Linked DNA regions of Mus musculus: region 1 is linked to region 2. Evidence: chromatin loops called from intact Hi-C (ENCODE). Cell type or tissue: left cerebral cortex. All regions are shown on one strand. Each heading gives the region's core, and the rest is flanking DNA. Links, peaks and the distances in the headings are about the cores only.

The links. Hi-C counts contacts between places; a loop is a spot of excess contacts. Peaks named below come from ENCODE experiments on the same cell type or tissue, not always from the same donor. Only the 100,000 strongest peaks of a DNase experiment are listed, where the experiment ranks them.
Region 1: it touches region 2 in a loop (2.2-fold over the local background); 5 of 42 quality-filtered maps call a loop at or near these places.

The regions. Positions count from the first base shown.
Region 1 is chr1:160,543,735-160,554,901 of GRCm38, forward strand. The region is part of intron 13 of Rabgap1l (RAB GTPase activating protein 1-like); the gene reads right to left. Among named protein-coding and RNA genes, the nearest start is that of Gpr52, 30 kb to the right of the region's middle. In left cerebral cortex, for the core only: a CTCF peak has its summit at 4,990 (motif pointing left); DNase peaks (open chromatin) are centred at 4,678 and 4,892; H3K27ac peaks cover 842 bases.
Region 2 is chr1:160,393,806-160,404,972 of GRCm38, forward strand. All of the region lies in intron 17 of Rabgap1l (RAB GTPase activating protein 1-like), which reads right to left. Among named protein-coding and RNA genes, the nearest start is that of Mir1927, 100 kb to the left of the region's middle. In left cerebral cortex, for the core only: a CTCF peak has its summit at 5,829 (motif pointing right); a DNase peak (open chromatin) is centred at 5,833.

The DNA.
Region 1 (11,167 bases), core at 1,886-9,885, 150 kb after region 2:
CTTCATCATTTTTCATACAAAAGATGATTCTTCAAATGTAATAAGTCTTTTGTTACAAAGCTAACAAAAATCTATTACGTTTATTATTGTTCTTTAAGATAAATGTATTTTATAAGATAAAAAATTTTATCAGATACCAATGGTATCTGATAATGGTATTTTCAAGATACCATTAGTATTCATTCCACATCAAACCAGAGACCTTATTAATTAATGAGAAGTTTTAAACTATTTGCTGCATTAGTCAAAGCATAATGTCAACACTATCATAACACAAAGATTTCCTACAAAGACAGCAAAATTGGTAACAAACACCTCCTATGCTCAAAGTTTTCTTTACCTAGCAAATAAACTACAAAATAGCATGTACCAAATTTCAAACAAAATACAGGTACTTAAATTTTTACTGAAAAATTATAACAGAAATGCTATAAAAGTACCATTTTAAATGCACTTAACAATTAAAAATCAATGCAAATGCTCAATGGATATTAACAACTGAGTTTTGCATAAATAACTCAATGGAAATAAATTCAATGTTGCAAAACAGGAACTTGCATGGAGGTTTCACTTACTGTGTACCTGTGATCCTGTAGCATGTTAGTGCCGAGAGGAGTTCCCCAAGGGAAGTAAGTTGTCAGTGTCCTAAGGCCATGGCACACTCTGTTTTATACATGCACTTTTGTTTAAATGTTTGTGCTTCTTTAAGCACAAACAACATAGTTAAAAACAATGTCTTTAGACTTTAGGGATCCAAATAGTAGAGATGACACTCCTGTCAACATGGCCCTTTAAGTCACACAAACCTAAATATCTAAAGATGGTTTTCCTACCTAAGCCATTCTAAACTCTTGGTTTCTTACCCATTTTGAAATTTAAAACCAAAGCATCTTAGTGCTTTGAGAGATTCTGAATTCCACTTGTTTTCAGTACTTCTAAGGTTATAATGTGTCAGAGAATGAAGTAATTTCTAGTGTTATGCTAAGCACAAACTTTATTTATGTACGTATTCTCTGAACGTCTCTATTCTACAAAGTGCACGAAACATTTGCCACCAAACAATTTAGAACTTAATATGAAGTGGTGGTTAAAAAATTTGCACTGAAAAGAAGTTCAGTGGAAGGCAGCGTCCTGAGGAGAAGCCATCCGCTGCTGTCATCCCTTCTACCACTGTCCTGGGGTATGTCAGCTATTAGTCTTCACTACGAACAAAACACGAGAACAGAATTGCTTTGTTTTGTGTCTCCTTATGAGCATGTTTATACTGTGAGAAATAATGAACAGATTTTGTTTTACACAACTAATTAGACTAGTTTATTTTTTTCATTAAAAAACATGTAAAACATTCACAATATGATAAGTTGTATGAAGTCATTACTATCGAAAAGCGAATCAGGAAAGAAATAAACCAAAGGATTTGATAGAGAGTCAGGAAATTTAATAAAATGGAAGAAGCATGCTCAATGTACATACAATTATTCTAGTAGCTATGGATAACAAGCATGACATTTTGATTTCTCCTAGGTGTAAATTATACCTTAGTTTGTGTTAGTTCCAGTGTACTAAAAGCATGCTTTTTAGTGCAAACTTACTTAAGTGTAACTCTAGTATTTTATGTGGGCCTTCCAAGAGTAATCAAGAAAACTACATATATACCAGCAGCTAATGTTCAGTGAAAATATACACCACTACCTAAGTGTTTTGTTAGTGGGGAAACTATTTAATGTTGTTTAATGTATATCCTTAGCTATCTTATAAAAATATTTGTTAGTTGACTCTGCCTGAAAAGCTGTCCTTTATCCCTGAAGCCATATGGTTGGTTGCTATTTAGCAGTAATCTACATATCTATATAATAAATTCTTTACCAGGAGAGGAGACTGAAATCCTGCATCTTGGGTCTTGATTCTTTATTAAACACATCTATTGGAAAAAAATTGAGTTTTGATATGAAGTTTTCATCACAACTCCCTTTCTTTCTTGCTTAAAGTTTTGGTAACAGATGAAAACAGATGTCAGTATAGAACCTTGACAGTCCATTAATTAGTGAACTAAACTAAGATTTTAGATTAAAACAGCTGCTTATTAGCTATGAAAAGGTACATAACGAATACATAGCTCTCATTAAACTTCTTTGTTATACGGAACCAAAACCATGGCTACAGTCACAGAGAGACCTTGTACTTAATGAATACTACCATTGAGATCATGGTATATCTCCTCACTCACCAAACAACTGAATCAAACACTGGGACTTGAGGTGGCTGTTTGTCTGATTCATAGATGATGAAGCAAAGACACTAGGCTCTATTAGCAAAATGAACCAAGTCTCCAAACTATGCCACTTTATGCAGCCTGCTATGAATGGAAACAGCAAAGGCTGTAGATAATAGAGGTAGGAAGGTTAGAGATACTAGAGAGTGTGTTTTGTCTTTGAAGTCATTCTGTTTAAGATGCAACTATAGGCCAAGTATAAAAATCCAGATCATAGCTAGAAATGCAGTTTAAGGGTCTAGGAAATGTAAAGAACAGAAATATACATTTAAGAGTTATTGCATAGTACAGTGGTAGAATTCAACATTTTCAAGGAATGGGAAGAAGGAAAGAAAGGAGGAAGGGAGGAAGGAGAGGAGGAGGGAGGGAGGGAGGGAGGGCGAACTAATGAAGGATACCTATGGCACCATCTTTTTAAAAAAAGAAAGAAAGGGGGAGGGTAGTGATTTGTCAGTGTGAATTGCAGAATTTTTTAAAATCAGCAATCTGAATTTAAGTTACCAAAATTCATTCTTGTATACTGCCTGGAAAAAAGGAAAGAAGAGAATGCACAAATCTGAAGCAAACCAAAGGAGAGGCAAGATCAATGTTTTTAATTTATAAGCAGTCATGTTACTAGATGACATGTATTGCCTTCCTTCAGCAAGGAAGAGGAGGAACTACAATTTTATCTCACTCACAGTTCTCCCTAAACCAGCTCTGGTTACACAGAGAATTCTAGACTAGGATTCACTATTTTGAACTTAAGACATTAAGCTTAAAATAAACAAAGGGTATCTGAGCAAAAGGTTGTCATCATTCTTCTTTAAGCCTTAATTACCTTAGCTCCACACAGCAGAGAACAGCTATTTTTACTAGAGGTCTTTCAGCTAAAGATGCCCTAACTACCTTGCCCTGAATTCTGTGTCCATCCCTATTTACATAATGCTCTGGACATTTGAAATGTGGTATAATAATACAGTACTCCAATTTAATTAAATGCAAAGTAAAAATGTGCTCTGTTTTCATTCCAAGCAAAATGAATACAACTAAACAAGACTTAATATTATATAGGAATAAAGTCATTTTCACATGAGAGCTACAGTTCAGGGCCACAGGATTTGTTTATATAATTATTTCCAGGGTGAGTAGAAAATTAATTAACAAATAAAAATGTGTAGTAATTGTCCAGAAAGGCCAATTATTGCCATCCTATCACCCTTGTCTAAATATGTCCTTTGGACTTATTACAGTTAATAATTTTTTCTGAGGAATGATGCTGCAACAATTTTTCCAGCACTCCCAGGGGAAAATGTCACTCTCAAATTGAGAGCTGTGCAGAATAACAATTGCAAGCGACATACCAATTCATCAAATGTCATCAGATCTTAACCACTTTTCTCAGGCTTTGGTATCTTTAGTTACAAAATAATCAAGATTCCTCCAAAGCAAACATGGCAGAATGAAAAACAGTATTAATAAGTCAGACAGTAACTCTGTTGTGCAGTAGAAAAGTAAATAGTATAACTGCATTGGTTTAGAAAAAGGTGTAAGACTATGAAACAGAAGGACATAATAAATCTACTAAATATATATCTGGGCTATAATGAAAGCCTGCTGTATAAAACAACATTTTAAAGGTGTTCTCTCTTGGTGAAAATTTAGAAAAAAATAAGAAATAGAAGAGGCATCTGAGGCCTCACTTAATTACAGCAACATACCAAATAAATAATTAACTTTCATTTGGGCTAAAATATGAACCTTCCAGTATCCTATCCCCATGTGCATTCAATGAATCTTAGTGATTAGACCTTGTGCTGCCTACCCAGTAATAATGAGAATCATTACAAAGAAGATTGTAAGACATTTTCTATTAACAAAATTTTATTTTAATATACAGAGTAGTATATACATAATTACCACAAAACTGAAGTTTAAAACACACATGCATGTCTCAACAGTCAGGTGTAAATATGCATTCACACACTCCTCAGTTAAACAATCATTACTACTTCCCAAATTACTGTATGGAAAATTAATGGATAAATACTAAACCGGATGATGTTACAGTAATCTCTGTATAATTAAGACCTCTGTGACAGAAATCAGTATGGAAAAAATAATTTAAAAGCAGTCACTGTCATAGACACTGATACTGCAGCATGTAACTCACTGACATTTATATAGATATTCAACAAGAGATGAAGAGGCTAATCATATTTTAGCTAAGCAAAGCAATAGCTAACCTACAAAGGGTTGTCAGAATCTTTTGTTCAAATGACAAGGCTGCTGCTCTTTCTAAGCAGTCTTTGTTGGACTAACAGAGAGAAAAGAAAGAGCAAGAAACTTGGTAAGTAGCTGCCAATGACAAAAGGGCAAGGAGTGGGAGGGAGAGAGAAGCATAAGGAACAGGAACAGAGAACAGGAGTCAGCGCCAGGAAGAGCTGGGGATATAAAAGGCAGCAAATAGAACTCATACAACACAGCAACACCAGAAAACCTAATGGGGAAAAGGAGAAGAGAGCAGAGAAGAGAGAGATTTATAAAGACTCACGGGGCTTAAGAAGGATTAAAAGCAAAAATGCAAGGCAATGAGATGCAGTAATTTTCTTGTTAAGAATATGGATTCCAGGTGCTGGAAAGATGACTCAGCAGTTACAAGCACTTACTATTCTTGCAGAGGCCCCTAGCTCAGTGCCCCACACCTACACTGGATGGCTTGCAACTGTTTATAGCTCCAGCTAAGAGGAGCCTAACAACCTCTTCTGGTCTGAACAGGCACTTCACTCCTTTTCATGTATCACAGACACAGACACGAACTCTACAGACATGGACACACATAGACAGCACTGATGACACAGGCAGACACAGGCAGACATAGAGAGAGACACAGATGACACACAAAGATAAACAAAACACACACACATCCAAACACACACACACACACACACACACACACACACACATCAATATTAAAAAGTCCTACTTAAAAAAAAAAGAAAACAAAAAGAATATGAATTCCAAATTCAGACATTGTAGCACTTTGCAAGTGCAGGGAGAGGGATCAGGGTTCAGGGCCAGCCTCAGTAACAGTATTCAACCTTCATTGTTTTGGTTGCTTTTTTTTTTTTTTTTTTTTTTTTAAATTTTTGGTCAGAGCAATTTAATCACAGCAATGGGAAGAGAAATGAAGGATATCTTCTAAACTGGAGACATGCTAGGTTGAGTTTTTGTGCTTTATTTTTATTTCTAAAAAAATGATTTCATATTGTAGCAAGCTTAGCTATATGAAATCATGTCACACATAAAAAGTTTTAACTAAAATATACAAAGAATATGAATTAACACTTCAATTTCCACAAGGCAGTTCTGTTATTGTTGTTGTTTTGACATTTTGTTTTGTTTTTTGTTTTTGTTTTTGTTTTTGTTTTTTGAGACAGGGTTTCTCTGTGTAGCCCTGGCTGTCCTGGAACTCACTTTGTAGACCAGGCTGGCCTTGAACTCAGAAATCTGCCTGCCTCTGTCTCCCAAGTGCTGGGATTAAAGACGTGCTCCACTACGCCTGGCTTTTCTTTTCTTTTCTTTTTTCTTTTTTTTCTTTCTTTTTTGGTGTGTGTTTTGACTTTTTGAGACAGGGTCTCACTATGTAGCCATGGCTGGCCTGGAACTTGTTATGAATAGCAGACTGGCCTCCAACTCATAAAATTATGCCTGCTGGGAAGAAAAGTCTAAGCTACCATGTGTAGGCCCACGTGGAAGCTCTTAAACTTCTGGTGTAAATTTTCACAAAAACAATGAGATTATCATTACAAAATACAATTCATGGGCACAGAAAACACTTGATGCTACCTATCCATAACCTAATAAGAAAAAGAAACCACATGTGTGTATTTATGGTGAATATAATGTAATATTTAGTAAGGAAAGATATAAGTAATCACACTCAAACAACTCTACTAAAGCATGGAAACTGGAGTCTGATTTGTACCCCATGAATGATTTCGGGAATGGTCCCACTTGTGTAGATGTAACCAGAGAGATACATACTTGTCTATTCTGTTAGGCTGAAGAAGAAGGGTACAATTTAAGCATGAAGGAATACATAGCGAATATACAATGTAAAGGTTCCTATATCTTCTGCCCTTTGTTTTTTAGCATATGTTTATTCTACAGAGATGAAGAGAGTTGGAAGTCATCACAAGTTTAATAAGTGGAGACAGCTCTGTTTCACTTCGAAGTGGTCTGTTTTCAGGTAAACAATGCAACTCAATTGCAAGTTCAGTGTTTTTAAAGATTAAGGAATCTCTCTCATGGCATGACAACCAGGTGGGAGGAAGATTAGTGGGCAATTATATGGTCACTGTCTTGTGGTTATAAAAAAGGAGACACTGTACTTGTTAATTTGCTGAAGACCAGGCTGTTGGTTAGCCTCACCAGAGATATCTACCATTTAATCCAGTCACTAGTGTCCTGAGTTAAATCCGACTGTAACCTCTGCTTCTGAGATGAGAGTACTATGCAGACTTTTGGTCCTAGTTATTGCTTTTGATTAGTAGTCCACCAGTGCTCTTAAGGATTTCAGTTCTCCAAGAAGGTATGCGATACTGTATATGCCACCAAAATTTCATGTTGAGATGTCATGGCACAACAATGGAATTCAAAAGTGGGACTTTTAAGAGTTGGTTAGATCACTCACAAATGATTCAATGCCAGTAGCATAGGAGTAGGATCTTGGTAAAAGGGCAAGTTTGGGTATCTTCACTCATGTGATCTTGCTTTCTGGAGATGTGGATAACCTTTTGCCACATCATAACACAAGATGTCCTCAATTCACGTGGCTCTCAAAACTTAGTCAGTCTTCCCAGCTTCCAAAAACATGAGTCAGACTATTTCTTTATTTTACTGGCTGTGGTATTCTCCTTTGGCAAGAGCAAGCAGGCCAGTGCCCTCATAGAATGCTGACATTCTGAGTCCCTCATAGGTTTCAACAATTGTCACACTCTTATCCCTATCCTTGACAAAACCTACCTGTCCTACTTTTGAGACTCAACCTCTGGAAATATGTGTAGAGAAAGGAAGACACCAATCAATGGTCTAACTTAAAACTTAGAGTGAAAAGTCTTAGTCTTTGATCCAGCAACCCTACTTCTAAGAATTTGCTCTAACAAGCTCAGAATGTCTGTAAAATGGTATGTGGTCAGGGCTATTGCCATTATTATTATTTGTTGTCACAAGATTAGGAATTGGTATGTCTACCAACAGAATATGTTTTTAAAGAGGTGATAAAAGAATGGGGCAGTTTAGCCCCTATAGATAGAAAAATCATATGAAGAAGGAATGTATATAAGTGTGAATTATGTATCCTTTCCATACACAGAGCTAGAAAATAGTACTGTGGAGTGTGGGAAATAAAGAGGAGAAAATGGGGAGGAAACTTATGTATAACTATATTATTTCATATTTTTGTTTCTGTATTTAAAAATATATTTCACACTATAATTCATTATAGAAAATAAAACAGAATAAAGAACCAAGGATTTATAATTGACTCCTGTAATAGAGGCTGTACATATCCTAGTTTTGAAATAATGAACATCAACAATCCCAAGGATGACCTGCAACAAAAGGAACAAAAGTTCACTGTTGTAAATTCCTGGCACTGTACTCAGCACCATAACTAAGCAAAGCATTACTCTCTGACTTACTTCTTCAATCCCATAAACTTGGGGAACTCAATGAAAGAACAACGTGATATCAGGAACCACATCTCTCAGAGGGAGGCAGTCTCCGTCAAACCCTCACAGGACATATAGACTCCGTGGACTATGACAAACATTCAACAAAGCCTTTAAAACTAGGCTGCTGGGTATATATTTCATGGCAGTTAGAAGCTTCTGAGAGATTCACTCTTCTCATCAGGAGGACAAAGTGAATAAAGGATGAAAATTGCTACAAGGACCACTTCCTAACCAGAGATATTTTTCCCTTCAGAATTTGGGTAATAAGTCTTAGTAGGCAGGACTGCTCAGCCAATGTATCTATACATACACTAAAATCATCCTACCCTGGCTTGGAATTGGGCAGGGAGGGCAGAGAGCATCGGGGATCTCATGTAACTCATAAGGAACCTAGTTTCTAGGGTAAAGGAAAACAGCAAATGGGGGTAACAATAAGCAATGTCAGGAGAAAAACAATGAAAAGTAGTTTAAGATTCTAAAACACAAACAATAGGATGTTAAGAATTTTTTCTATGAACCAAATTAGTAATGAAGACAGAGGAAATAAATTAGTTTTATTAAATTTTCATTATTTAAATGGGAGGAGGAAAACAGTCCAGTGATTGAGATTTAAAACTATATATTAATAGTGTAGGATCCTCAGAGAACAGTTTCATTTTACATGGAAAGCATGCTTAGAAATTGAAACTGTTTTGCAAAAAATTATATCAGAGAAATGGCAGTCACTTGAGGTTGTGATGAAAAGTGTCTAGGTCTACCAAACACTTCTGTACTGCTTAAAATAGCAGCAAAACAGAACAAATTTCCTTCCCTGCCATGGCTTTATCTTATAAGAAACAGCATCTATCGGCCCATGGGGAAAACAGTACATCAACACAAAAGCAGCCTGGCTGAAGATGGCTGTGGCTTTATCTGCAGGAGTCCATCTACAGATATAAGCCCACTTAATTCTCCATAAACCTGTCCAAGCCACCAACAGAGTATTATTTTCAAAAGGGAAGAAACAGATCAATGCCACTTTCTCTCTTAAGAAATTATACAAGTCAATGTTCTAAATATATGCTTTCAAAAATACCAAACTCCAATGAAGAAAAGGCAAAGAAAAATGACTTTCCTTGAAAAATAATATCTAACTGTGAAATGGAAACTGTCAGACGATGTAAGTTCAAACATAAAAGTATGAGAGTAAATCTAGAAATTAAATACCAACTTTGAACTCTGGATACATTTAAGTAATTTACTTAAAAGTAAAAACAGATTTTTCTACTAAAGGTTATATTCTATCTATAAACTATTAACTTTAATACAAGCTAGGGTCCTGAATGTTCACAAGAAAAGCAAGCCTGAAAAAGAATTTGATGTCTAACCAAGTGGAATCTACTCTTTCAACACACTTTACTACTATGTTTCAGTGAGTATTTATGAAAACGCACATGATGTCTAGCTTTGGGGATACAGTGGTGAGCTGAAAATAGCATGGTCACTGACCTCCAAGTGTCCCAGTCTACTGAGAAAGCCATTCACAGAAGGGCAACAATGGAAGGTCTCACTCAGATGTGGAACCTTCAAAAGTATTTTTTAAAGTATTAAATAAGTTGGGAGTCACTAGACGCAATGGAATACACCTGTGGTCCAGCATGTAGGAGGCTGAAATCTGATCAAATGTCCAAGGCCAGCTGGGGCTACACTGTGGAATCAAAAGTAACCTGTGCTACCGAGTGAAACCCTGTATAAAAAATTAAAATGGAAAGGTTGAAGAGTAGTGCCAGAGGTTCAAGGAGAGAGGAGAAGAGAGAGAGACTCAGAAAGTCAGCTACCTCATACTTCTGGCTAGGGATGTCTTGATTACAATGTTTTTCCTGTTTTATTGTCAACCTGACATAACCTAAATGATAGAAACTCAACAGAAGAACTGTCTCAATCAGACTGGCCTGCGGGCATATCTGTGGACCATTGTTGATTGCTACAGCTAGAACAGAACCCAATACATTGGAAGCAGTGTTAACACTAAGCCGGTGGGTCTGACCTACAAAGCCTGAGCCTGAGCCTGAGCCTGAGCCTGAGCCTGAGCCTGAGCCTGAGCCTGAGCCTGAGCCTGAGCTTGAGCCAGTGGAGAGCTAGGTACTGAGCACTGTTCTCTATGGATTTCCTTCCAGGTTTCTGATTCAGGCCTGTCTTAACTTAACTTGATGATGAATTTTTGACACTGGAAGTGTAAACCAAATGAAACCTTTTTCCCCTAAGTAGCTTTTGATCATAGTGTTTATTATAGCAACAAACTAGGACACTGTTTTAATTCAATTTATTCTATAATCCATTTCTGGGTACATTACTGTTTGCTTAATAGTTCTGAATTCCAAAATCATATGCAAATTGGCAAATAAATGAGATAATAAACTTAAGCAAATGATTGATTAATCCTAAGTAAAGCTTTTAAATCACTTTGGCTGACATTATAGTTTGCTGAGCCATGTAGTCAAAAGAGTACATGCTGTTTCTGGTAAGATTATCTAATAAATGCAACCTCTGTATAACCATTCCATTTTAAATAATTTTGTATAGAATCAATTAGGTATTACATAAATAGTACCTGTATCCATAAATCAGAGGAAATTAGCAAATGAAGAATAAATTAGATAGTCAAAAGATATAATTTTTAAAAATCACTTTGAATGACACTAGACTGTAGTGTCAAACTAAAATGAAAAATAATTCATCTGTTACCAGAATTTCTAATTTTAAAAAATGTAATAGACAATTTGATGTTTATATGAGGAATGAACTTATATGGGACACATGGTAAACATAACTGCTAGTAATATTAGAGATTTAAATGTTTCCCAGAGATAGAATGAATAATCTGGTTATCACCAAGAAAAGAATCAATATTGATCATCCATTCACCAGAATTTCAAATACCTACACATCTTTTGTTTTCAACCAATTATGCAATTAAGATCTTTTAGGGTTAATTCTGTAGCAAAAGGAGTCATGGACTTTGCAACTGACATATTACAAGAAATTATGCAGTCTGCCCACAGCAATGGTACAGAGAATCAAAGCATGCAGAGACAGCACAAGGTTTCCTTATTAGCCCAATACTAGCATCCAAAGCAATCACCTTTCAGAAATCCCACTGTATCATTGATTTTTAAATTTTTGTACAAAAGGAAATAGG
Region 2 (11,167 bases), core at 1,049-9,048:
CATGATAGCAGCTAGGTAGAATGAAATCTCACAACTGAGTGCTTATCAACTTGCCATCAGAATAAATGCAACATGTATCTGTTCTTGTTTATCCAATAAGTCTCTCTTACGTCTCTCTAGTTCCCTCAAACGTGTTAACACTTAGGTACCTTCCCTTAAGTTAGTCCCCACTCCTCCTTCCCAAATCCTATCATGGTTTCATGGAAACCATCACTGCATATTCAGTCACCATGCTTGTTAGTTACAGCATCACTGTAAAACAGCCCCTACCTCTATTTTTAACACAATAAGGAAACCTGCCTGATTCTCATGATACTATGGAGGTGTCAAGAGTATGAACATGACTACCCCAAGCTCGTGTACCTGTACAGTAGCAGGATTAGATCACCTCCAGCCTAAGTCTCAGAGGTATCATCTACGACCATTCTTCAAAGAGCAGGAATACACAAGGTGCATGCTTTCTTAGTGTTATAATAGCCATCCTAATTTTTTGTAGTTGATTTTTTTCCCTATGATTTCAACTAGACTTCTTCATAGAATTGCCTTCATACTGTGGTAAAAAAACACCTTTTCTTTTCTTTTTTTTTTTTTCTGTTAAATAAGGTTTTATATGCAACTAAGTTTTTTTTTAATTACGTATTTTCTTCAATTACATTTCCAATGCTATCCCAAAAGTCCCCCATACCCTACCCCCCCCCACTCCCCTACCCACCCACTCCCACTTTTTGGCCCTGGCGTTCCCCTGTACTGAGGCATATAAAGTTTGCAAGACCGATGGGCCTCTCTTTCCACTGATGGCCGACTAGGCCATCTTTTGATACATATGCAGCTAGAGTCAAGAGCTCCAGGGTACTGGTTAGTTCATAATGTTGTTGCACCTACAGGGTTGCAGATCTCTTTAGCTCCTTGGATACTTTCTCTAGCTCCTCCATTGGGGGCCCTGTGATCCATCCAATAGCTGACTAAAAACACCTTTTCTTGAATTGTATTAAAAACAATGTTGAAGCAACAAGGCTATGAAAATATAAGATCAGAGAAATATAAATAAAAACTTATTATTTTAAAAACTTTAAAAAACCCTTTTAAAATATAAATAAAAATAAAGTCTCCAAATAGCCAGAATAGCTAAAAAAAAAAAAAAAAAAAAAACCAAACCAAACCAAACCAAACCAAACCAAAAACAAAAAACAAAAAACCTGGGGTGCATAGTGAGGGGTGGGAGGGGAAAGTTATTTCCAAAATGCTTCCACTGTTCAGGCAGAGGTTATTTCTAGCAATTTATTAATAGGTGTTAACTTTCTGAAAATACCTCCTACCTTCAGAAACTCAACTTTTGCCCAATCTTACAACCAAGATAATACCATGCTTTGATGGCATTTACAGCTTTGGGCTCAACCTGCTTCCACTTTACCTGCCTTTATAATGGGACTAATCTTACTATGCTAAGGATACAATCTGTAATCAAGTTTTCCAAACTGAACTGAACTCTGCCTCCTCTCCTCTGTGACTCTCCGTTCCCCTGACTCAGAATGAAGGATGGCCGTGAGCATTATTGTAACCACTCACTGGAAGCGGTGGCTTGAGAGCAAAAACGAATGTCCACTGTAACTGTTAAAAGCAGCAGGTGGATACACGTGGGTAACATCTGTTTGAAGTTTTGAGCACTATTCTAGGTCAGAAGGGGTCAGCAAAGTAATTTCTTCCCTTGTAAAACTCTGGTAAGAAATATTGAGACAAAAGATTCATCATTTATTTCTTACGTTGTGTTTTATGTGCTATTCAATAAACAAGAAAAAGGCATTATTGAACAAAAGCAAATAACAATGTTGTTATGGCTATTTGCTACTTTCAATATTAAGTCTACCTACTATGTATACGTCTAAGAGCAAAATAATTAATAAATAATAACTAAGAGTATATAAGCCAGGTGTACTGGCATATACCTTTAGTTCCAGCTAAAGGATATCTATTAGTATCTGTGAGTTCAAGGCCAACCCAGAGATATGTGAGACTGCCTTAAAACAAAACAAAACAAACAAAAGAGCATATATATATATATATATATACATATATATGCATATATATATATATATATATATATATATACATACATGAATTAGTATTTAAATGTGCCAAGATCTGGGTTAATTACATTAAAATCATATCTTATTTTGTTTGTTTGGGTGGTTGGCTGGGTTGTTTTTTGTTTGTTGGTTTGGTTTGGCTTGGGTTTTGGTTTTGGTTTTTCAAGACACAGTTTCTCTGTGTAGCCCTGGCTGTCCTGGAACTCACTCTGTAGGCCAGGCTGGCCTTGAACTCAGGGATGCACCTGCCTCTGTCTCCCAAGTGCTTGGATTAAAGGCATGCACCAATACTGCCTGGCTTAAAAACATATCTTTATTCCTCACACATCAACCCTAAGCTTTCACAAAAAGAAATTATGATTTCCAGGATGAGCTAGGAATAGTAGTACATCTACCAGAAATCAGAGGATGAGGCAGGAGGATGGAAGGTCCAAGCCACCCTGGGTTACACAATGAAGCCTTACTTCAAAATTCAAAAAACAGCTTTACAGAAATCCATGTGGATTTTCTAGGGCTGCCCAGTACAAGCTACAGATCACGGATGGTAATTTAAGCAGCACAGTTATAAATGTCATCTTATAAAGCACTAAGTCAGAGAAGGCGACTCAGTAACAAATGATTATTTACAGCATAGATCTCAAAGTAGCACCCTATGTTTTACTGGTGTGTGTGTGTGTGTGTGTGTGTGTGAGAGAGAGAGAGAGAGAGAGAGAGAGAGAGAGACAGAGAGACAGAGAGAGACAGAGAGAGAGAGAGACAGAGAGACAGAGACAGAGAGACAGAGAGACAGAGACAGACAGACAGAGACAGAGAGACAGACACAGACACAGAGAGAGACAGAGTCCTGTATGGTGGTGCTGAGTAGAGGTCTCTGGGTCCCTTAAACAGGATTGTGGAACTCTGACTTCCTCCCCCCTTATACTTTCTGGTTATGAGGTTAAGAGGTTTTGTTCTAACAATATGAACTAACCAGAACCTCCATAGCTCCCTGGGACTAAACCACCAACCAAAGAAAACACACGGAGGGACTCATGGCTCTAGCTGCATGTGTAGCAGAGGATGGCCTAGTCAGTCATCAATGAGAGGAGAGACCCTTGGTCCTGTGAAGGTTCTATGCCTCAGTATAGGGGAATGCCAGGGCCAGGAAGCGGGAATGGGTGGGTTGGTGAGCAGGGGGAGGGGGGAGAGGGGAGAGGGGATTTTCAGAGGGGAAACTAGGAAAGTGGATAACATTTGAAATGTAAATAAAGAAAATATCTAATAAAAAAAAGAGGTTTTGTTCTGAACTGCTGTCATGACGTGCTACTAACCATAGGTCTAAGGAAATGAGGTCATCTAACCACACAGTGAAATTTATAAACTGTGAGCTAAAAGAACCCTTTTCTCTTTGTAGATTATCTCAGGCACATATTACAGCAGTAAAAAGCTTAGAGGACAATAAGGAAATTTACCCTTATCTCAGTATTATTTAATGTATCCTCCAAATTCAAAGGATTAAAGGAAGTCCTCCATTTAAATACAAGTAAAACCACAGAGCAGAAAGTAAAAATAGGTGCATTGCACCCAAACAAAACTCTATCATTTGTTTCAATATTGAAAACACTCACAAAAAAGTGGCTGACTGCTGTCAGGATATGAGACAATAACAATCCAGTCTGTTGCAGAAAGAATGGGTTATCACTTTCCTCTAGTGATGGCAGATTGAAATCAGCCTTGTGTTCATGAAGAAATGGTTCTTTAATTGATCTGGACACTGCAGTTTCATAATCCAGTCACAGTCTGGCAACATGTTTGCCTTAAAGAACACCTACAACTAATTGCCCCAAATTGAGCTCTAATGTGCAGATGACAGTGCTCCTGGGTAGACTAACTACTAAGCCCTCACAATCCTACATAAATAAAGGCTGGCAGTTGAGCACTCACTGAAAGAAAGACTGAACATTTGGCTGTGATGAGCAGACAACCGTGGGTTCAGAGAAAGCTGGCAGCTTATGAGAGACGCTATCAAAAGCCGTGCTGACAGCACTGGGGAGACAAGGTCATGTCAAGAAAGGGCCACATGCACATCAACACCTGGGTCAGCATGTGGGAAAGGAAAGTTACCAATGGAGTGCAAGGTCAACAAATCTGAAGGGACCAAGATAAAAGGATGCCACGGGCAGCAGGAGGAATGGAAGATATACTGACCAAAGAAAACAGCATACTAAAATCAAATCAAGTGACAAGCACATCTGATAATTGCTAGTATTATTAGGACATTCATTAACCTACCATCTTCAGCACTTTATGGCTTTTTTTCTCCATGAGTCCTCCTCTATAAATCTGTGCAATATTTGTAATTGTTACCATTTCTGAGCCAGAAAAACTGAGCCTCAGAGGCACCACACTGTTGCTAGCTCTTAACGCCAGGTTCAGAATTAGGACTGTCAGCGTGACACAGATCCTCGGGATTCTCATTCACTTCATTGTAAGCTTATTCAGTAAAACTTCCGGTAGGTACCTGTGGTGGTGAGGGATGGCTACAAGTCCCTGACACTTCTCCCACTGAGAGGTAGGGCCTCTGGACTCTCTGAATTGGGGAACTATGTCACTGCTTTGATGAGCGAATACGGTGGGAGGGATGCAAGGCCTGCTTCTGAACCCTGGATTCAGGGACTGATTCTCTGCTCTCTCTGACTAGTCACTCTTGCTATGGCATAGGAAGGACAAGAATACTTAGACCTTCATGTTCTAAGATGAACAATGAGAGGGCATGGTGGACCAGACAATGTCACTGATAGACCAAGGATTGCCAAGATGCTGATATATAAAAGAAGTGAATTATATGTTCTAATTCATGCCACGTGAACCAAAAATTGGTCATATAGCTGAGCTTTCCCCAATCTTTAACTCATGAGACCATGAACAAAATTAATAAGTGATTTTAATTTTTAAAACATTCATTGAAATAACTTAACTAGGAAAATGTCTGAAAAAAACCACAGTTCCAAGAATTTCTGCATACCTTTTACAAAATTTCACCAATGTCAGTATGCTACATAACTAGATGACACATAATGACCAAAACCACAAAGAATAAAACCTTGGTCAAAATCTCCACAAATGTCACCTTTTCTCACGTAGGATATAATCCTAGCCCACACTTGGAAATTCAATTTCCCAACCATCTAGTCTTTTACCTAGAACAGATTTCACCCTCATGTCCATGACTATGGCGTTTCTGAAGAATACCTGCCAGTTTTTTTTAATGTTCCTTAATTTGATTTCTGTATAATTAAATTTAGGTTGTGTTTTTGCCAATACCACAGCAGTGATAATGGGCTCTTTTCAGTACACACCACCAGAAGGTGATGTGACACCAGTGTCCCTCCATTAAATCATGGTTTCAATCCATTCGGTTCTGGTGTGACTTGTACAATACACAGGAGCCACAAGAGAACAGAATCTAGTCTGCCTTTCTTTGATAAATTTCTCTCTTCTATAGTCTGTGTAGTAATGCCCTCCACGTCCTCAAGAAAATGAAGAGAAAAAAAAAAAAAAAAAAAAAAAAAAAACTAAAGAGGTTGCTTTTAAACATAAGTCCTTCAGCAAGAATACTGCATCACATTAGCCAAACATTCACTGCATTACTCTTCCTCTCTTTAAACACTTTAAAGGCCCAATCTTTTAGGATAGATTAATTGGAATTTGATAGATAATAAGCAAAAAGAGGTGATTTGGTTCTGGGGATTTTTCATGGGCAACCACTAGAGGTCAGTATTGGAGCACTGAAAGTCAAGTACTTGTTTCCTGTAACAGATTTCATAGACCCTCAGAAGAGTTATTTAAAAACCCTCATGCCACATCTTCCCTGTGTTATTAATGATGACTAATAAGATGTAAAATATACAAACAGCAGGTTATTTTATTCTCCCTTTCCCCTAGTTTCATAACATATTCACATTTACTATAATTCTTTTATTATTTCGCCCCAAATGAATAGTGAACAAAGTGTTCAATATATTGCATATAAAACATTTAAAACAACTTTTTTTTAAAGAAGAAAGAGAGATGCAGGATAAATTGGGATTAGCACCATTCCCTGCTGCACAGTGGACTTCATTGGTGGGCCACTCATTTACCTATCAGTAAGTAGATCCCTATAAACTATGGAGGACGGAACCTGTCTGTGTCTTTAAGGGTACACACACACCAGTTGTCAGGATGCTACCTGGAATAGAGATGTTCAGTCTGAGAAAGGTGATTCTAAGTAGATGACCTGTCCCTCTCTGTCTCTCTGTCTGTCTCTCTCTGTTTGTCTCTCTGTCTCTCTCTCTGTCTCTCTCTCTGTCTCTCTCTCTCTCTCTCTCTCTCTCTCTCTCTCTCTCTCACCTAGGACTTTGCATATGCTAAGCAACAACTCTACTACCAACTTACATTCTCAACCCTCATTCTTCCTTTTCCTTTCTTCTCCTCCCCTCCCCTCCCCTCCCCTCCCTTCCCCTCCCCTCCCCTCCTTCCCTTTCCTAATTGCCATCTTAGAACAATTCAACTTTTACTTCTACCCTCTGTTGATTTCCTGCCACCTACAGCCACTAGCAGCCTGGTCTACAAACAAAACAAAAGAAAACAAAACAAAACACAAAACAAAACAAAACAAAACAAAACAAAACAAACCCTCTAAGACACGTGATATAATTTGAGCTCAGTTAAGGGACCTAAATTACTTGTGCTATGGGAACCTAAAATCTTTATTGTAAGGAACTATAAAAATATTGCTTCATTCACTTTTACCAGTGGGCCTCGTGAGATGGCTTGGCACTTGCTGTGTATGCCCAAGGAGCTGACTTTATTCTAGAAACCAATGTAAAGGTGGGGAGGTAGTGCCATCGTATTCATTCATGGTACTCTTTCAGAACGTGAGGTGGGAGGTGGAGACAGAAGAGTCTCCTGGAAGCTTGCAGGCTCCCTTCAAGCACAGACACATGAGGCCCTGCCCTCTCTTTAACATAACAAGTGAGGCAGAAAACCTGAATGTTGTTGTCTGAATACATGCAAGGCTGTATTCCCAAACACATTGATCACAAAATTTAGGATTTAGAAAAATTAAGATATTAAACTAACTTTTTGTCTGTTAGGCTATCATTAATTGCTCTATTTTGAAAAAAGAAAAGAAAAAAAAAAGAAAAAAGAAAATTTCAAATATGCCAGGTGGTTTACTAAGTTCGTAGAATTTAGGACTGTACTGTCCAGTTTTCTGGCTCTGGCTCAGCTCTCTATGCGTTAAGTCAGTGGTGTTCAGCCATAGCTATTTATTAAAATCACTTGGGGAAATTTTATACCACACAGAGGCCGATGCTTGACCAGAGAACAACCACAATAACAACAAAATATTTCTCAGGAGCCATATAGTTACTTGCATTTTTAAGAACTTCCCAGGCAATGATGCCATAAATTCAAGATGAGAATTGAGCATTAACCAGAAGTAGCAAGTCACCTATTTGTCAGAATGACCCAAAAAAGTCTTAGTAATGCTCTAGATTCTACTTCAGCTGATCTAGGCAGGGCCTGGGCTTGTAAGGCATTTCTGATATGCACCAAATATTTACAGCTAACCTAATATCTAAAGATAAACCCAAAATTCATCCATTTGTACACAGGAGGATGGATATTATTTCAGAAACTGAAAAATGACTAATGTTAAATAATCTCTGGAACATGTAAATTCTGATCATAAATATTACCAAAATGTAACCTCTTCAGTTCCCTAATGAATATTCCTTTCATGCACATTCACATCATAAAAATTCACGAACGGAACAAAGTTGATGCTTCCCACAGCAAACAAACAGTATATTATTTTTATTATGCAATGATCTCAAAGTATTTACAATATCAAGGTAACATTAAATTTATGAATTTAAAAATGAATATATGTAGGGCTGGAGAGATGGCTGTGGAGTTAAAAGCACTGGCTGCTCTTCCAGAGGACTGAGGTTTAATTCCCAGAATGCACATAGTGGCTCACAAACATCTATCACTCCAGTTTCAGGGAATCTGACACACTTTTTGGCCGCCAAAGGCACCAGGCACACATGTAGGCATACATGAAGGTAAAACACTCATACACATAAAATAAAAAATAGAAATTAACAGTGGCATAATTCCAGTTATAAAATAGCAATTAAAATAATGTTATGGTTGGGAGTCACCACACCATGAGGAATTGTACTAAAGGGTTGCAGTGTTAGGAAAGCTGAGAACTATTGCTTTAGATGATTTGCCAGCAGTAAGAAAGTGTGTAACGATCATTTAGAAAGTTGTTGAGGACATGTAAGTTCTATTAAATTTCACAATCGTGTCTGTTCCGTGATCTGTCTGTGTGTACACATATATACATTCTGGTAACGAGGTAGTCTGCTACTCTAACAGGAAGCTATGAGCTGGCTACTCTAAAACCAACAGGACTGGACCTGCCATGGTGGACACAACTTTAATCCATAGCATTCCAGAAGCAGAGGCAGGCAGCATGATCTGCACCTCAAGTTTCGGGCCAGCCACGGCGACATAACAAGACCCTGTCTCTACATAATTACATAAGTCTGCAGGAAACACACTAACACAAGTTAAACTTAATAAAATACAAATAAAAATGGGAGACTGAAATGTGTAGACATTTTTCTAGTACTATAGATGGAACTTGGAAATTAACACATTAGGCTTGAACATGATTAAAAATTGACTAACAGTAAGATGAAAGAGGACACAGTGGGGGCAGTGTGACAAAATCCCAAATCAGTGACTTTCAGAGAAAATGAGCTGTTAGTATTATTCCCTTGAAAATTCCATTGACATATCAGTCTTTGCTCATCATGTTAACACCAAATTTCAAAGGAAGTACATTTCCCTTGATTCCTGGGAAACCACACTCCTCATGCTTTTCAAACTAGTAAAATATACTTCAATCTGAGGTTTTAATGAAACAAAACTTACTTATATAAAAAGCAGAAATGACAATTTTTTATTTTTTAGTCAAGCTTTTAATGAAAAGATCATAAAATAACAGTTTCTCAACACTGCACATTAAGACTGCACGCTTTTGAATGGAGAGATTAGTTGTGGATAAATCACTCTAACATCAGAGGGCTGCAGAGCTGCAGCTCTGACCTGAATGCATCCATCCAAACTCTTTAGGGAAGTAAACTCAAATCAATGTGATGAGTGGCAGTAAGGGTTACCGGTACCAGAGTGCGATTCCAGCATCCCACCCCTGCTCAGGGAAGGACATAAAGGACTTCCTGTTCCCTCTTCCAGTTCCAATTAAATGAAACAGATATACCCCATCCCTCCTGAGGTATTTGCAAATGGGATAGAAAGAACCCAACCTGGGGCTCCTGGAAGAAACAACTGACGGGTGGGTACAGGGGGTTCCTCTCAGCACCTGGCCCCATGGGGCTCCACCAAGTGGAGGGGAGGACCCTGGGAACTCTCTCTGACCCAAGTGTTATGCAGCATTTATATGCAGGTCAATAAATTACAGCAATAAATAGCAAGGTGAGGTAGGGGAGGGGTCCCTGGTAGAAAGCTAAAGTAAGGTGACTGAAGCTGCAGGTTTCCTAGGAAGGGGCCCTGGGCAGCACGGATCCAAAGCTCCCACCCTTTCCTGGGCTGGAATGTCAGACTGAGGTCAGGTCCCTCTCTATCCCTCATTCCTGGCACCCATTTCAGTTTCAGTATCATTGGCCCCATCGTGACTGGGGAAAGGAAGACCTTGGCCCCTTTAGTAGAGCACAGTAGGGCTTTGAAAGCCTGTCCATTCTTTACAGGTCTTGCTCTGGCTTCTGCCTTCATTCATAGCACTTGCTCCCTGAGGCCTTCCCTCCCGGCTGCCCAGGGTTTCCCCTACTCAGGAAGGCAGCAGTCTGCCTGCTGACAGACAGCCCAGCAGATTGCACTCCTGCACAAAGACCTGAGGTCCAGTAGATACTGACAGTGTGGGCAGCAGGTGGGGACCTGACTTCTCTCAGTGTTGATGTACAGAAAACACACTTCCTGGGCCACATGAGGTCAGGAGTCACAGTTGAGGTGTATGGCTATGCTGCAAGTCTGAGAATCTGACATGTTCATCTTTTCCTTTTTACAATCTTGGAAGAGCCCTTAAGCTCAGTCTGGAGGGAATGGGCATTGGCAGAGCTGGGCCTGCTCCGCTAGCTTGCCCTAAGTCTGAGAAATAAATACATTCATCGCTGCACAAAAACTGATACAAAAACAACACTGTTGAGAGTGGTTGCATCATCTGTTAGTAAGGACCAGACTCCACTGAGCTTCATAAAGCTACCTGCTTTTTTGCTTGAGTGACTCACAGTAACACAACTCATGGGCAGGGCCAATATCCATGCCTTGGGTTCAGCTAAGAAGCCTGGGGGGCTGGTCAGCATGGTGCATGCTCTTTGGTGGCAGCTGAGCTTGAAGAGGTTCCCCCAAAAATAGGGACATTTTTTTTTTTTAATGTAACACAGTACTCTGATGAACCGCTGGTTTTCCTGGATGGAAACATTCTAAATTGGCAAAGTTTTTACTGATATAGGTTTACATGTTCTTTTCAGGCAAAATCATAGTAAACACAATGATGTAAGACTGCATGCTCCCAATATCTATCTATCTATCTATCTATCTATCTATCTATCTATCTATCTATCTATCTATCTATCTATCTATCTATCTAACTATCTATCTATCTACCCATCCATCCACAAGTCAGGGATAGCTGAAATCTGTAGCCTCTGTCCCGTGAAGCATAATAATTACCTACTCCACTTTCAGAAGGCAAAACAAAAAAGACCTTATGGATATTTTCAATTGAGCAATATAATTAAAGGGGCAAACCATGAGTTCTGGTTCAATGAAGCATGGATAGTCATTTGCTAACTTCCTGATATAGTTTAGCACACTCACACTGATACCATAAACTGAGAGACAGAGACAGTTTCTTTTATAGAAACCCAGGAGAGAAAGCATCCATGGAAAAGGGGAGGATCATTAAGCCACTCATACTAAAAGAGCTTTTCCAAGAAATGCTGTTCTCACATCAAGAAATTATACTG